Linked DNA regions of Homo sapiens: all the other regions are linked to region 2. Evidence: read pairs that join two places in POLR2A ChIA-PET (ENCODE). Cell type or tissue: A673. All regions are shown on one strand.

Region 1 (5,000 bases), 530 kb before region 2:
GAAACTTTCTCACTATATCCAGAGCCCCAGCCTCAGTGGTAGAGGACAATGACATGTGGTGGTCCTGTTGGCCTGGAGGAGTAGCGAGGATTCAAGATTAGAGCCTGGGATAGTCACAGAGGCCGTTGAAGGACAGCATGAGTCCCTGGGACGCTCAGGACTAGATCCACTTTGGGCAGTTGGGGCTTCGAGCCCTAGTGCCACACAGGGCTTATTTTGGTAAAGCACTCTGATTGGGACAATACCTTTCCTCTATGGTGTACAGTCTTGATGGGACTAGAAATCAAACTGCCTTGTTCTTTCCTAGCCAGGGAGCGAGGTGAACAGACTGTTTCCTTAGATTTGAATCTTAGGGCTGGGCACGGTGGCTCACACCTGTAATCCTAGCACTTTGGGAGGCTAAGGCTGATGGATCACTTGAGCACAGGAGTTTGAGACCAGCCTGAGCAACATGGCGAAACCCTGGCTCTACAAAAAAAATACAAAAAAATTAGCTGGGCCTGGTGGCGTGCACCTGTAGTCCCAGCTACCTGCGGGGCTGAGGTGAGAGGATCGCTTTAGCCCAGGAGGTCAAGGTTGCAGTGAGCCGAGATCACACCACTGCACTCCACCCTGGGTGACAAAGTGAGGCGCTGTCTCAGAAAAAAAAAAAAAAGATTTGAATCTTGAATGGCACGACCTAGACACTAAAAGCTGGTTGGCACCTATTGTCCCAGCGTTGTGCCCCCAGCCACCTTAACCTCTAGAGTTGCCCGGCTTCCTGTCCTCCAAGCAGACTCTCTAGCTTTCCCATGAGTCCCATCTGCTACCTATTATCCTCCCAAAACAGTTCTCTCCTACTCAAGTCATCCAGTCTGTTTCTGTTTTGTATGATTGAAGAACTCTCACTAATACAGACTCTGATGGCAGAAGGTTGATCAAGGAAAATCTGCCAGTACAATTTGTAAAGCAACTCAAAGCCTAAATCAGCAGAAGGAATAGTTATAGCATATCATCTTCAGATACAAAAATGACAGTTCATATCTTTCAGATGTGATGAGCTCAACTTTACCTGATATGTTCACAATGTCAAGTTCAAATTTAAAAAACAAAAAACAAGCAAACAATAAAACCCTTTTGGCCAGGCACAGTGGCTAATGCCTGTAATCCCAGCACTTTGGGAGGCCGAGGCAGGCAGATAACTTGAGGCCAGGAGTTCGAGACCAGCCTGGTCAACACGGTGAAACCCCGTCTCTACTAAAAATACAACAAATTAGCGGGGCGTGGTGGTTCGTGACTGTGGTCCCGGCTGCTTGGGAGGCTGAGGCAGGAGAATTGCTTGAACCCGGGAGATGGAGGTTGCAGTGTGCTGAAATCATGCTACTGCCCTCCAGCCTGGGTGACAGAGCAAGACTCCGTCTAAAAAAATTAAAATAAAAATAAATTAGCCGGGCATGGTGGTATGTGCCTGTAGTCCTATCTACTTGGGAGGCTGAGGTGAGAGGATGGGTTGAGCCCAAGAGTTTGAAGTTACAGTGAGCTATGATCACACCACCGCAGTCCAGCCTGAACAACAGAGTGAGACCTCTGTTGTTTAGAGTGAGACCTCTGTTGTTTAGAGTTCTCTGTTGTTTAGAGTGAGACCTCTAAAAACTATTTTTTTTTTTTACCTGAGAAGGCAAAGATGGATGGGTAGAGGGAAGGTTAATATAAATATTATTCTGGGAACAAGTTACGAATTCCTAGCCCTGCATCATGCAATTTACTCTGATGACATGATAAATATGTTGGCTGTATTCAATGGTAACTATGGTTTTGTCTCATTTATTTTGGGAAATAAATATATTCATTTATATTAATAGAAAGATTTTTAGGAAAACAGGCAAATTGCAATTCCATTCCTTTGTTATCATTTAAAATAACTGAGTTAAGATTCAATGGTAGTTTAAAAATAACAATGGAGAAAAATGTGTCTGGAAATGGCCAGTTGGCCAAATGAAGTGAAGTATGTTTCAATTCAACTAGTTGGCATTTTCTTTTTTTTTTTTCTCTTTTTTTTTTTTTTTCTTCTGAGATGGAGTTTTGTTCTTGTCACCCAGGCTGGAATGCTGGAATGGCGTGATCTCAGCTCAGTGCAACGTTTTCCTCCTTGTTTCAAGCAATTCTCCTGCCTCAGCCTCCCAAGTAGCTGGGATTACAGGCCTGCACCATGATGCCCAGCTAATTTTGTAGGCATTTTCTATTTGCTCCATGATTAGCAGACCGGGTGGCGGAGCTTGTCTGAGAAAGGGCAGGCTACTTTGTCCATCAATGCCTGGTGCAAAGACATGCCATCTACTGCACCGGATGATCATCTGGGCCTCAGGCTATGGGACAGCCTGATCCTCGGCCCATGGAGCAGCCTGGTCCTTAGTCACAGGACATGTTTCCCATCCCAGGGGAGCTCAGGTTTGTGGGTTCCACTCTTGAGATCTAAACAACAATGGACTCAGGGGGCTCAGGCAGCTTTCTCTGATCCAGTTTGTCTCTCTCCCACCTGAGTTGAGGCCACTGCAGCATAGATAAAAACTAGGGACACTCAATGTTCATGCTGCCTCTCAATTCTTATCTTCCACTGGAGGCCCAGGACTCACCCTTGTCCTGGAAAAACCCCATTCCTTCTCCCCTTTGCTATGTTTCTGCCATCATCATAGCGTGTGCCTTCCCTCACCCTCACCCCCAACCAAACCCTATCTCACCCATGATCTCTGTTTCCAGAGTTCTGGCTCAGCACAAGTTGGAGCAAAGTGCTTTTAGACACAGAAGTGAAGCAGCTTCCCTGTTATGTAAATGGGATGATACAATAGATCTGGTGCCATGTGACAACCCTCCCCATATAGTCCCTTAAGAGGCAGAGGCAGAGACCTTAAGCAGCTGTCATTGACCCCCTCCTTTTCGTGACAGTTTTAGTCAGCCTCTCCACCTCCTTCTTCCCAGCCCCAGTGCCCTTTATGATAAAGAAAGGGTATGGGCCTGGGATGCGGGAGGTGGAGAGGCTGATTTAAGAGGCTTTCTGCCTCTATGGAATTACCACTTCTGAGTCCTCTATCTGAGATCTCTGTCTGCTCTGATTTCTAACTTCTAGCACAGGTCTTTACAAAATAAAAACTTCAAGGAGCCTACAACTTTATCCAGATTTGGAAGGAAAATGAGAGAAAAACTGCCTTATAGATTGGTAAGTCTAAATCATGGCATTGCCTTTTGCCTATGTAGAGTCTCAGTCATTTAAGGAATAGCATTGTGTGTGACTTTGGGGAGGTCATATGTACCTGCACAATCTCCTGAAATACTTTCCCAATCTGAACATAAGCCCAGGAGCCAGGTTCCTTGACCACTGGCCAAAGCGTCACTCCAAGCCAACTCCAAGAATTGGGCTAGAGAGCCCCATGGTTATCTACATCATGGCTGTAAACTTTGTACCCAGCCAGGTACAATTATTCCTGGGATTCTTACAGCCTTCTGCTTTTACTAAACCAAAATTTACCTTCTCAAAAGGAAGAAGTTTCCCTAGTTATAGAGTTAGATAAAGCACTCTAGCAGTTGAAGACTTACTTGTCTCTTTCCCAGCTTTGACTTACCTGGAAGCAAAAAGCCCTACACCATTGAAACCAACACCTTTAACAGTGCAGCAGGGTCATATGGCCCCAAGATAAGTGATCTGTGGCTCGGGCAACAGTCAGTCTCTGCAGAAGAAGCTAGGCTGGTTGATATCAACTAGCTGACATAAGAATGGGTTATCATTTACCATGGCCACCTTCGTGGTCTGGAAGCATCATCTCCAGGTATCCAGCATCCTGTAGTAATGTGTTTGGAACATTAGAGCCTGGTGCTGTTCAGACAGACCTAGATGAACACTTAAGTGTTTGGATTTTACTATCTCATAAACTTGGCAGTGAAATGGCCAGGTGACTTCTCTATTTCAAAACACTAGGGAGTAGAGGAAACATTTCTATTCTTGGAAATCCTCCTGTAGCTACAATAAATAAAAGCAAAATCCAAATGTCTGCGGTTCATAGTGCCTAGTACAGGCACCTAGCATAGAGCTAGAGTCACCCAGGAGTAAGTCGGGACACACCATGAGTCCTCTTTACCCAGACCAGTGGCTGTTTTTCCACAAGCAGGGAGCCCTGTCACAAGTACTTTGCCTTTCCATAAGAATACTGTAATTCTCACCTCATATATCTCAGAAGGAAACCCTGCTGATTTAGAGCATTAAATATAAGAAGATAACATCTTAAAATACTAGAAGAAAATATGATATTCATCTTGCTCTTAAAGAAAAACATTGTAATCATTAAGTCAATAGAAAAAAATGCCAAAATAAATAAATTCAGTTACATAAAAGAAATATATTAGCTACAGCAAGTTATCATAATAAAAATAAATGCTGGCCGGGTGTGGTGGCTCATGCCTGTAATCCCAGCACTTTGGGAGGCCAAGGCATACAGATCACTTGAGATCAGGAGTCCAAGACCAGCCTGGCCAACATGGTGAAACTCTGTCTCTACTAAAAATGCAAAAATTAGCCAGGCATGGTGGTGCACACCTATAATCCCAGCTACTAGGGAGGCTGAGGCGGGAGAATTGCTTGAACCCAGGCAGTGGAGGTTTCAGTGAGCCAAGATCACACCACTGTACTCCAACTTGGGCAACAGAGCAAAATTCCATCTGAAAAAAAAAATGCTCAGACTCTTTGAACTACTAATTTTAAGAATCTAATCAGAGGCCAGTCACAGTGGCTCACACCTGTAATCCCAGCACTTTGGGAGACCGAGGCAGGTGGATCACCTAAGGTCGGGAGTTCCAGACCAGCCTGACCAACATGGAGAAACCCTGTCTCTACTAAAACTACAATATTAGCCAGGCATGGCGACACATGCCTGTAATCCCAGCTACTTGGGAGGCTGAGGCAGGAGAATCACTTGAACCTGGGAGGCAGAGGTTGCGGTGAGCTGGGATTGTGCCATTGCACTCCAGCCTGG
Region 2 (5,000 bases):
TCATTCATTCCTTCAGTGGGTGTCTGCTGAGCTCCTGCAGAACTGAAGTAGAGATGGCCATGGCCTATTCTTTATTTGAGACCTCCCCACCGTGTCTCCAGTGGGGGTCCCTGGACTTGGAAGGCCTGAGCACTGCTGATAGGAAGCGTGTCTTCCTGTTCAGGCCTACGTGAGATGGGAGGGGGCCGCTTTCCCACGCCTGGGTCCTGTGAATCTGGGTGGGGTGGGCCAGTGGGGTGGTGACGCGCTCCTGGAGCTCACCCTGGGCCCTGCAGATCTGTCACTCTTCAGCTAGGGGTTGTACCAGTAAACGGCAGCTGGATGAGGGCTGTCCAGTGGCACCTGTGACACCGGGGTCTGCCGGGGTCCACCAGCTGCAGCCCTTTAGGAAACAGATTGGGTCGACCCCCTCAACTGCACACTGTGGCCCCTCGTGGAATTCCACCGGTTGTTTCCCTTCTTGCACTTCCCCCTGGCCCCTCGTCTCTCCTTCCGCCGCTGGGCACCAGCCTCTTGGCTCTGCACTCTCACAGCGCAGACCCTTCCACCTGCGCTCTGCTCCCCTCAGCCTCCCACTCCTCCTGATTTCTCTTTCTCTGACTGTGCATTCTGCCCTCCGCAGCTCTGGTTTTTGTTGTAGAAGAAGGACCAACTTCTTCCTAGTTTCCCCGGCCCCCCATGCCTCTGGTCTCTTGTCCTGCCCCAGCTTTCTCCACCTCCAGGCTTCTGCCCACGCACGATCACTTTGCCTGGTGTGCCTCCCCTCCCCTCTTCTTTCCCACCTTCCAGTGACCCTTCCTTCGAGACTCAAGGATCCTGGGGAGGACGCTGAGGGAGCCTGGTCCCTGCCTCTTGGGCTGACCTGGGGTGACGAGAGACAAGCACACAGACATGGCCCATGGTGACAAATCCCAGATTGGATGGGTGGCCTCTCTGTTTATCTCCTTCCCAGGGATCACCTCAGGAGGGCACATGTAGGGAACACTATAGCCAGCCTTCCTCAGCCTTCCCCAGCCTTCCCTGAAGGCAGCCGGGTGCGAGGCTGAGCAGTGGCCCCTTCCTCCTGTAGATGAGGCAGGAGTGTGGGCATGGCTGGCAGTGTTTCCCCCCGTCAGTCCTCTGGAAATGTAAATAGGGACAGAGTCGGTGGGACCAGGATTGATGGCACTCACCAGCTATGTGACCTCAGGCAGAGGCTCAAGTGTCTTCATTTATAAGATGGGAAAAATCAATACCTCTTGTAGAGGTATTATAAGATTACATACAAATGAGATCATGAACGTATGAGATATGTCCCTGGTACACTACTGGGCACAGAATAATTTCTTAGCAAACAATACTAAATTATTGCTATTTTTATTAGAAGAGAAAGGGTGGGTGAGGTGGCTCATGCCTGTAATCCCAGCACTTTGGGAGGCCGAGGCGGGTGGATCATGAAGTCAGGAGATCGAGATCATCCTGGCTAACACGGTGAAACCCCATCTCTACTAAAAATACAAAAAATTAGCTGGGTGTGATGTGGGGGCGCCTGTAGTCCCAGCTACTCAGGAGGCTGAGGCAGGGGAATTGCTTGAACCCAGGAGGCGGAGATTGCAGTGAGCCAAGATCATGCCACTGCACTGCAGCCTGGGCAACAGAGCGGGACTCCGTCTCAAAAAAAAAAAAAAAAAAAAGAGAAAACATGACTATCAAGGTTCCCAAATATGATAAAACACAGTCTTCAATATACAAAATCCTGCTGGACACGGTGGCCCATGCCTGTAATCCTGGCTTGAGCCCAGGAGTTCAAGACCAACTTGGGCAACATGACGAAACCCAGTCACTACAGAAAAAAAAAAAAAAAAAGCTGGGTGTCCTGGCTCATTCCTGTAGTCCCAGCTACTGGGCAGGCTGAGATGGGAGGATTGCTTGAGCACAGGAGGTTGAGGCTGTAGTGAGCCACGATTGCATCATTGCATTCCAGCCTGAGTGACAGAGTGAGACCCTGTCTCAAAAAAAAAAAAAAAAAAAAAAAAAAAAAAAAAAAAAAAAAATCCTAACTACAGCTGTCACCAGAAAGGAGGTCCAATCCAGACCCCAAGAGAGGGAACTCACGCAAGAAAGAATTTGAGGCGAATCCATAGGGAATAGTGAAAGCAGGCTTAATAGGAAAGTAAAGGAATAAAGAATGGCTACTCCATAGGCAGAGGAGTAGCACTGACGGCTCAGCTGCTTATACAATTGTTACTTCTTGATGATATGCTAAACAAGGGGTGGATTATTCATGAGTTTTCTGGGAAAGGGGTGGGCAATTCCCGGAACTGAGGGAGTCTTCCCTTTTTAGACCCTATAAGGTAATTTCTTGACGTTGCCATGACATTTGTAAACTGTCGTGGCGCTGATAGGAGTATCTTTTAGCATGCCAATGCGTTATAATTAGTGTATAAAAAAATGGGCAGTGAGAATGACCACAAGTCATTTTTTTTTTTTGAGATGGAGTCTCACTCTGTTGCCCAGGCTGAAGTGCGATGGCGTGGTCTTGGCTCACTGCAACCTCTGCCTCCCAGGTTCAAGCAATTCTCCTGCCTCAGCCTCCCAAGTAGCTGGGACTGTAGGCATGTGCCACTACACGTGGCTAATGTTTGTACTTTTAGTAGAGATGGGATTTTACCATGTTGACCAGGCTGGTCTTGAACTCCTGACCTCATGATCTGCCTGCCTCAGCCTCCCAAAGTGCTGGGATTACAGGCGTGAGCCACCACGCCTAGCCCAGAGATCACTTTTGTCACCTTTTAGTTTTGGTGGGATTTGGGTGGCTTCTATACTGCGTGCTGTTTTTTCAGCAAGGTCTTTGTGACCTGTGTCTTGTGTTGACCTCCGGTGTCATCCTGTGGCTTAGAATGCCTAACCTCTTGGGAACGCAGCCCAGGAGTTCCCAGCCTCGTTTTACCCAGCCCCTTTTAAAGATGGAGTTGCTCTGGTTTGAACACCTCTGATACAACTTTTTTTTTTTTTTTTTTAGGACGGAGTCTCCCTCTGTCACCCAGGCTGGAGTGCAGTGGCACAATCTTGGCTCACCACAACTTCCACCTTCCGAGTTCAGGCGATTCTCTTGCCTCAGCTTCCCAAGTAGCTGGGACTACAGGCACGTGCCACCACGCCCAGCTAATTTTTGTAGTTTTAGTGGAGACGGGGTTTTACCATGTTGGCCAGACGGGTCTTGAACTCCTGACCTCAGGCGATCCACCCGCCTTGGCCTCCCAAAGTGCTGGGATTACAGAAGTGCACCACCATGCCCAGCCCCATTGTTTTTTTTTTAAATTGAAGCAGGTCTGAACCTGTTACTTCATTGCTATTTTTCTCTTTTTTTTTTTTTTTTTTTTTCAGAAATAGCCTCAATCAGAGGCATTACTTCTTCGTGACACTTTGCTAACTACTGTAAGTGCCAAAAAGTAATCATAGTTTTTCTGAAAGTAAAAGAAATACCAAAGAAAAAAAATCCCACCCTCAATGGTCCTACCCCCTAAAGCCCCTCAATTTATCACCATCCTCTTTATCACCTTCCTCTTCATCCTTACACTTCTCTATTTAACCTTCATTTAGGGAAGGATAAGGAGCTTCCTGGGACTCTGGAATAAAACCAAGACAGACTAGGGAACACTGGGATGGTTGGGCATACCTCTCCCCTTTTTGCCTCTAGTTGCCTTTAGCCTACTGTCTGAGGGACTGCCTCCCAAGGGTCATACTGATGAGGCTCCCTAATTACTAAATTAAGTGACCTTTCTTAGGCCTCACCTTGCAGCATGCATGCTGTTCATTGGCCTCAATTGTAAGAATGGGCCAGGCATGGTGGCTCATGCCTGTTACTCCAGTGCGTTTGGAGGCCACGGGAGGAGAGACTGCTTGAGGCCAGGAGTTTGAGACCAGCTGGGGCAACATAACAAGACCCTGTGTCTAGAATTTTTTTTTTTTTTTCTGAGACGGAGTCTCGCTCTGTTGCCCAGGCTGGAGTGCAGTGGCACGATCTCCACTCACTGCAAGCTCTGCCTCCCCGGTTCACGCAATTCTCCTGCCTCAGCCTCCCGAGTAGCTGGGACTACAGGCGCCCGCCACCACGCCCGGCTAATTTTTTGTGTTTTTAGTAGAGACAGGGTTTCACTGTGTTAGCCAGGATGGTCTCAATCTCCTGACCTCGTGATCCACCTGCCTCGGCCTCCCAAAGTGCTAGGATTACAGGCGTGAGCCACCGCGCCCGGCCAATTTTTTTTTTTTTAAATTAGCTGGGCACAGTGGTGCGTGCCTGTAGTCTCAGCTACTCAGGAGGCTGAGGCAGGAGGATTACTTGAGCCCAGGAGTTGGAGGCTGCAGTGAGCTATGATTGCACCACTGCACAACCTGGGCAACAGAGTGAGACCCTGTCGCAAAAAAAAAAAAAAGTAAAAATGCATGCTCAGTGGAAAACATTCAAACCATACACAAGTAAGTGCAAAAAAATGTGAAGTCCACTCCCTTACACTACACTGATTACACACTAGCACAGGCCACAGTCTACCACTGGTAGATTCTGTGGGTAATCTTCCCAACCAAGATTCCCCAATGAAGATTAGTAGTAGTTCATTGGGTAATCTTCTGATTTTTTTTTTTTTTTTTTTTTTTTTGAGACGGAGTCTCGCTCTGTCGCCCAGGCTGGAGTGCAGCGGCGGGATCTCGGCTCACTGCAAGCTCCACCTCCCAGGTTCACGCCATTCTCCCACCTCAGCCTCCCGAGTAGCTGGGATTACAGGCACTCACCACCACGCCTGGCTAATTTTGTTTTTGAATTTTTAGTAGAGACGGGGTTTCACCGTGTTAGCCAGGATGGTCTCAACCTCCTGACCTCGTGATCCGCCCGCCTCAGCCTCCCAAGTGCTGCGATTACAGGCGTGAGTCACAGCACCTGGCCTGTCGTTGTTTTTTAACTAAAGACAGAGTCTCACTATGTTGCCCAGGCCTGGCTTTGAACTTCTGGGCTCATGCGATTC
Region 3 (5,000 bases), 110 kb after region 2:
CCAGCCTCTCTTGGAGGAAAAAAAACGCCAAAAGCCCTAGGATCATACAATTTGCTTTTAAAGCTGTTTCATTTTAAGGTACATGCACCTCATTTACTTAAAAGTACAAGTATCTAAAAACCATAAAGAATTCACCGGGTAACAGCAAAAATCAGTCCTCCTCTCCAAGGACAAAGGTTCGGGAGCCCCGGGTCCTTACCTGCTCCCCTGGGAACCGGCACCTTTGCAGGCCACTGCTGTTTCTGTCTGCTTCTGTCCCCAGATGCTCTCGGGCTGTGCGATTCTGGGCTGACTGTAAATCTCCTCAGGTTTGGCTTCCTCTTTCTTAATAAAACCATTGGTGCTTGGTCTGCTGAAAGATGCAAAGTCTTTTCAATAATTATTTTGTTTACAGGAAAATGTCTTCCATATAAAGAACGTTCAAAGGGCCCAGCAATGTTTGGGGGTGGGGTTAGGTGGAAGGGCAGTCAAGAGAAGGGACCCAGGAGGTCACAGAAGAGCTGGATTTGAAATCTGGTTTCATGTAACCATGTGAGCTTGGGAAAATCACTTCACCTCTCCAAGCCTCAGTTTCCCTACCTGCTACATGGAAATAATCATGCCTCCTTCATAGGATCACCTGAGGTCAGGAGTTTGAGACCAGCATGGCCAACATGGTGAAACCCCATCTCTACAAAAATACAAAAATTAGCTGGGCATGGTGGCGCATGCCTGTAGTCCCGGAGGCTGAGGCAGGAGAATTGCTTGAACCTGGGAGGCGGAGCTTGCAGTGAGCCGAGATGGTGCCACTGCACTCCAGCCTGGGCAACACAGCAAGACTCCATCTCAAAAAAAAAAAAAAAAGCCTCCTTCATAAGCACCCATGATGCCTGCGATGCAGAGGCCGAAGGTAGGGATCTTTCCTTTTGCTAAGAAGTTTTGTCTTTTTTTCTTTTTTTTTTTTTAAGATGGAGTCTTGCTCTTGTTGCCTAGAGTGGAGTGCAGTGGCATGATCTTGGCTCACTGCAGTCTCTGCCTCCCAGGTGCAAGCGATTCTCCTGCCTCAGCCTCCTCAGTAGCTGGGATTATAGGTGCCTGCCACCATGCCCAGCTAATTTTCGTATTTTTAGTAGAGACAGGGTTTCACCATGTTGGCCATGCTGGTCTCAAAGTCCTGACCTCAAGTGATCTACTCAGCTTGGCCTCCCAAAGTGCTGGGATTACAGGCATGAGCCACTGCGCCCAGCCTTGCTAAGAAGTTTCTAGGTTCCAATCCATAGGTGTTGGGATATGCCCGCTAGCAACACTGTCAAGAGCCTTCTACAGTTGGGACACGCAATGGCCCTGCCTCCCAAGTGCTCATCCAGGTTTGAATCACAACATATTTTGTATAATACCTGCATATTTATATCCTCAGGTTTATTAGCAAACATGCCCGTACAGAAAGGTTGCAAGCATCTGGGAACCGTATGCCTTTCTCTTTCCTGTCCCCTACCCTCCACTGTGTTGGGACGATATTCATAGGAAGACAGTAGCTGGGGTGCTATTGTGGACCTAGTTTCCAATGAACATTATCTTTTTAATCTACATTTTGAATTGGGTTGCTAATTGATACAGTTTTGAGTTTCCTCTTCACATGTATTTAGCGTCAGTGCACGTGAATGTGGAGGAAAAGTTCTAGTATATACCATGCATCTCTACAAGTTCTTGGGTTTACAAGGCAGTTACATCGTGAATATCTGGACGAAATTCCCCAAGATCATTTGTCTGGCTCATCTTCTTTAGACAGTTTGGAAATTTCACAAATAGATGTAGCCAGCTGGTAACATAGGGATAAAGCCGGGGAAAGCCCCCGACTTGTGTGTGAGAGCACAGCCTTTTTTGGCACATGAGGCAACTGGAGTCATGTTCCAGAGTGTAAGTTGTAGTCGTGTGAATAGTTTTCCTCCAGATTCAGGAAGGGAATTAAAGTTCTTTCTGGCAGCCCATGAAACCTAATTTAATACAATGACTAGGTCTACTTACTTCTGACGGGCCCCAGGAGGGCATGGCAGTGGGTCCTGCAGGCCAAGACAGAGAGGATCATGCCCCGCAGGGAACTTACTAGAAGAGGGAAGCTGCTGGTGGTGTCGGAGCAACTTGGGGCAAGTTGGTGGAGCCCAGAGAAGTTGTAGGTGTGAAAGGAGAGAGTGAAAGTTCTCTGGAAAATGAGAAGATAGTCTTGGGATGGCGTAGGATGTTGATTAGACATGATTTTGCTGATCAAAAAGGGGGTGAGAGGAGGAAGGTGAGAGAGTGAGAGACAGAAAGACAGAGAGAGAGAGAGGGATCAGGTGTTTTACACTAAGGGATCCATCACTGAGGGAAGGAGGGAAGCATTTTCCCACTACCAAAAGTTGCATTCCTTGAACATAGAAGCTTCTCCCTTATCACCTGAGACCTCAGACCCCCTCAGTTCTCAGAAGTCCTGCCTCCTGCTTTCCAACTCATGGAGAGAAGAGGAAGAAACAGAAGAAGGGCCAGGGAAGGGGCAGGCGTGGGGCTCAGGCCAAGTCTAGAAGGTCAGGACCTGGCCCCAAGGTCCTGAGGATAAGAATTTCACTTTGATTTCCAGCAGGAATCCCAGCAGAATATTCAAAGTTCCCACGCACCCCAGGCAGCAGAACTTCACACTGCCCAGAGGCCACTGAGCCCCGCCACTGCATTCACCTTCACAGGGAGGGATGCTTCTGCTCATGGGACCTTTCTTCCCCAGACTGCACCAGCCAGAAGGTCCTCCGAGGTCTGTTTCCGGTTTATTCCACCAAGTCGGCTCTGACTCTGCTTTGGAAAAAACCCTTACTTTCAGCGTTTTTAAAAAATGGCCTTTAGTGTTTAAATATTCTAAAATTGCTTAATGAGTATGTCTTTTCTCTCCAACTAGCCTGCACGCTCCTTAAGAATGAGGATCGTCTCTCAGCCAGTCTACACGTTGCCTCATACTGCTGTGCAGGACAAGTATTAATTGCCTTGTCGTGCAGGACAAATATTAGTATGATTTGTGAGGCTTGAGAAGATGCATTCAGCCCAACTACAGGGGAACTTCAAAACTAGAACACATTTTTTTGTTGTGCAGAACGCCCAAGATGGCTTAAGATAAAAGGTTATTTAATTTGTTTTCTTGTTCAAAAAAACTGCTTTCTTCAAAGCATCAGATCTCTTAAATGATTGCCAAAACCATTACCATGTGTCCTCTAATCAAGTTCTCAGCAAACTAAAATAATAAAGCTGAACAACTGGAGATTGTTGTACTAGGCCTGGCAGTGAAGAAATCGCTGCTATTAGTGTAGGCAGGATCCTCTGACCTTTGGCAACTTTAACCTCAGTTTCTGCAACTGTAAAATGGTCCATCTTGTTACTGTGAAGTTTAGCAAAAATGTACATAAATGGCCTAACTGGTTCATGCTAGGTGCTAATAATGGTAGCTGCTTCTTCTACTGTAAAGAATACTACCACTACTACTGAGAATAATAATGGGAAATCTGAAGTCATTCCCATGAGACAACTGAATTTGACCAGAAACTCATTGTTATGCAGACTTCACAGGTTGGCAATAACTTATTCAATAGCCTTCATTCCGGTGTAGTTCTTGTTGATTCTCTCCCTCAATCCTTCTTTTATAAAATCCAAAAGGCAAATAGCAACTCTTTATATTATGATTTGTTCAACAAATACCTGTGTGCCTTTGCTATGCTATAATTTGAGGGTTCACAAAGATGAACAAGATGTTGCCTCATGACCTTAAAGATTATTATAATCTAATTTGGCTGCACTGCTGACTTCTTCCCTGTGATACCCTTTTGGTTCCATGGAAAACAAAACTCTTGCAAAATATTTTCTCTTCTCTGTCTGTAAGTGCAGTCACAAATGAGGTGACCTAGATTGCACAGTTTGTGTGTACATGGGTTTAAGAGTTTCTAGGTCCAGGCACGGTGGCTCACGCCTGTAATCCCAGCACTTTAGGAGGCCAAGGTGGGTGGATCACGAGGTCAGGAGTTCAAGCCCAGCCTGGACAAAATAGTGAAACCCCGTCTCTACTAAAAATACAAAATATTAGTTGGGCATGGTGGCACGCACCTGTAATCCCAGCTACTACGGAGGCTGAGGCAGGAGAATCACTTGAACCTGGGAGGCGGAGGTTGCAGTGAGCCGAGATCACACCACTGCACTCCAGCCTCCAGGCCGGGCGACAGTGCAAGGCTCCATCTCAAAAACAAACAAACAAACAAACAAACAAACAAAAAAGAGATTCTAACATTCAGCCAGGCATGGTGGCTCATGTCTGTAATCCTAACACTTTGGGAGGCCGAGGCAGGAAGATCACTTGAGCCCAGGAGTTTGAGACCAGCCTGGGCAACAAAGTGAGACTCCTGTCTCTACAAAAAAAGAAATAAAAAATATTAGCTGGGTGTGCTGGCACATACCTGTGGTCCTGGCTACATGGGAGGCTGAGGCAAGAGGACCATTTGAGCCCCAGGAGGTCGAGGCTGCAGTGAGCTGTGTTTGCACCACTGCACTCCAGCCTGGGCAAGAGCACGACATTGTCTAGAAAAAGAGTTTCGAACCCTCAATTTGTATACCAAGTTCCCATCACTTCACTTGCATGAAAAGTGAATCAAATTTCAGACCTTTGGGGGCTAGGATGGGTCTTTACCATGTCCATGGATTCATAATCTGCAGGAAGACCAAGTCCTATTTACCCTGGACGATGAAATTACCTTCCTTTTCAGGTAGCAGGACAAGCCCTTTGCCTTACAGAAAAGGAAGGGGTTTGTGTTCAGGAGTTTCACTGCCAGGTAACTCAATATCCTGTTTATCAATGAATTTTGGGAAGACTTTGGTTTGCTTTGGACAACATACAGACCCCCTACTTCCAGGATCTGAGAAAGGTGATGCCTCCAGTTTTAAAGAAACCAAACAGCTGTTTAGATTAAAGGCATCTGCCTCTGTTCTCTTGACAATGTTGGGAAACTGTGATTGTC

Evidence for each region. ChIA-PET counts read pairs that join two places held together with the same protein. Peaks named below come from ENCODE experiments on the same cell type or tissue, not always from the same donor. Only the 100,000 strongest peaks of a DNase experiment are listed, where the experiment ranks them.
Region 1: POLR2A ChIA-PET joins it to region 2 with 9 read pairs; 2 of 35 experiments call an interaction of 5 or more read pairs at or near these places.
Region 3: POLR2A ChIA-PET joins it to region 2 with 8 read pairs; 3 of 35 experiments call an interaction of 5 or more read pairs at or near these places.

What each region holds. Positions count from the first base shown.
Region 1 is chr17:62,102,708-62,107,707 of GRCh38, forward strand. No RefSeq gene overlaps it. Among named protein-coding and RNA genes, the nearest start is that of MED13, 40 kb to the left of the region's middle. RefSeq lists an enhancer at 3,897-4,459. In A673, no CTCF peak of the experiment used is centred here; no DNase peak of the experiment used is centred here.
Region 2 is chr17:62,631,850-62,636,849 of GRCh38, forward strand. The region is part of intron 1 of MRC2 (mannose receptor C-type 2); the gene reads left to right. Among named protein-coding and RNA genes, the nearest start is that of MRC2, 6.7 kb to the left of the region's middle. In A673, no CTCF peak of the experiment used is centred here; a DNase peak (open chromatin) is centred at 1,932; H3K4me3 peaks cover 236 bases; H3K27ac peaks cover 2,298 bases.
Region 3 is chr17:62,744,177-62,749,176 of GRCh38, forward strand. MARCHF10 (membrane associated ring-CH-type finger 10) reads right to left here. Exons shown (of 11, transcript NM_152598.4): 5 at 200-352. Among named protein-coding and RNA genes, the nearest start is that of MARCHF10-AS1, 40 kb to the left of the region's middle. In A673, no CTCF peak of the experiment used is centred here; no DNase peak of the experiment used is centred here.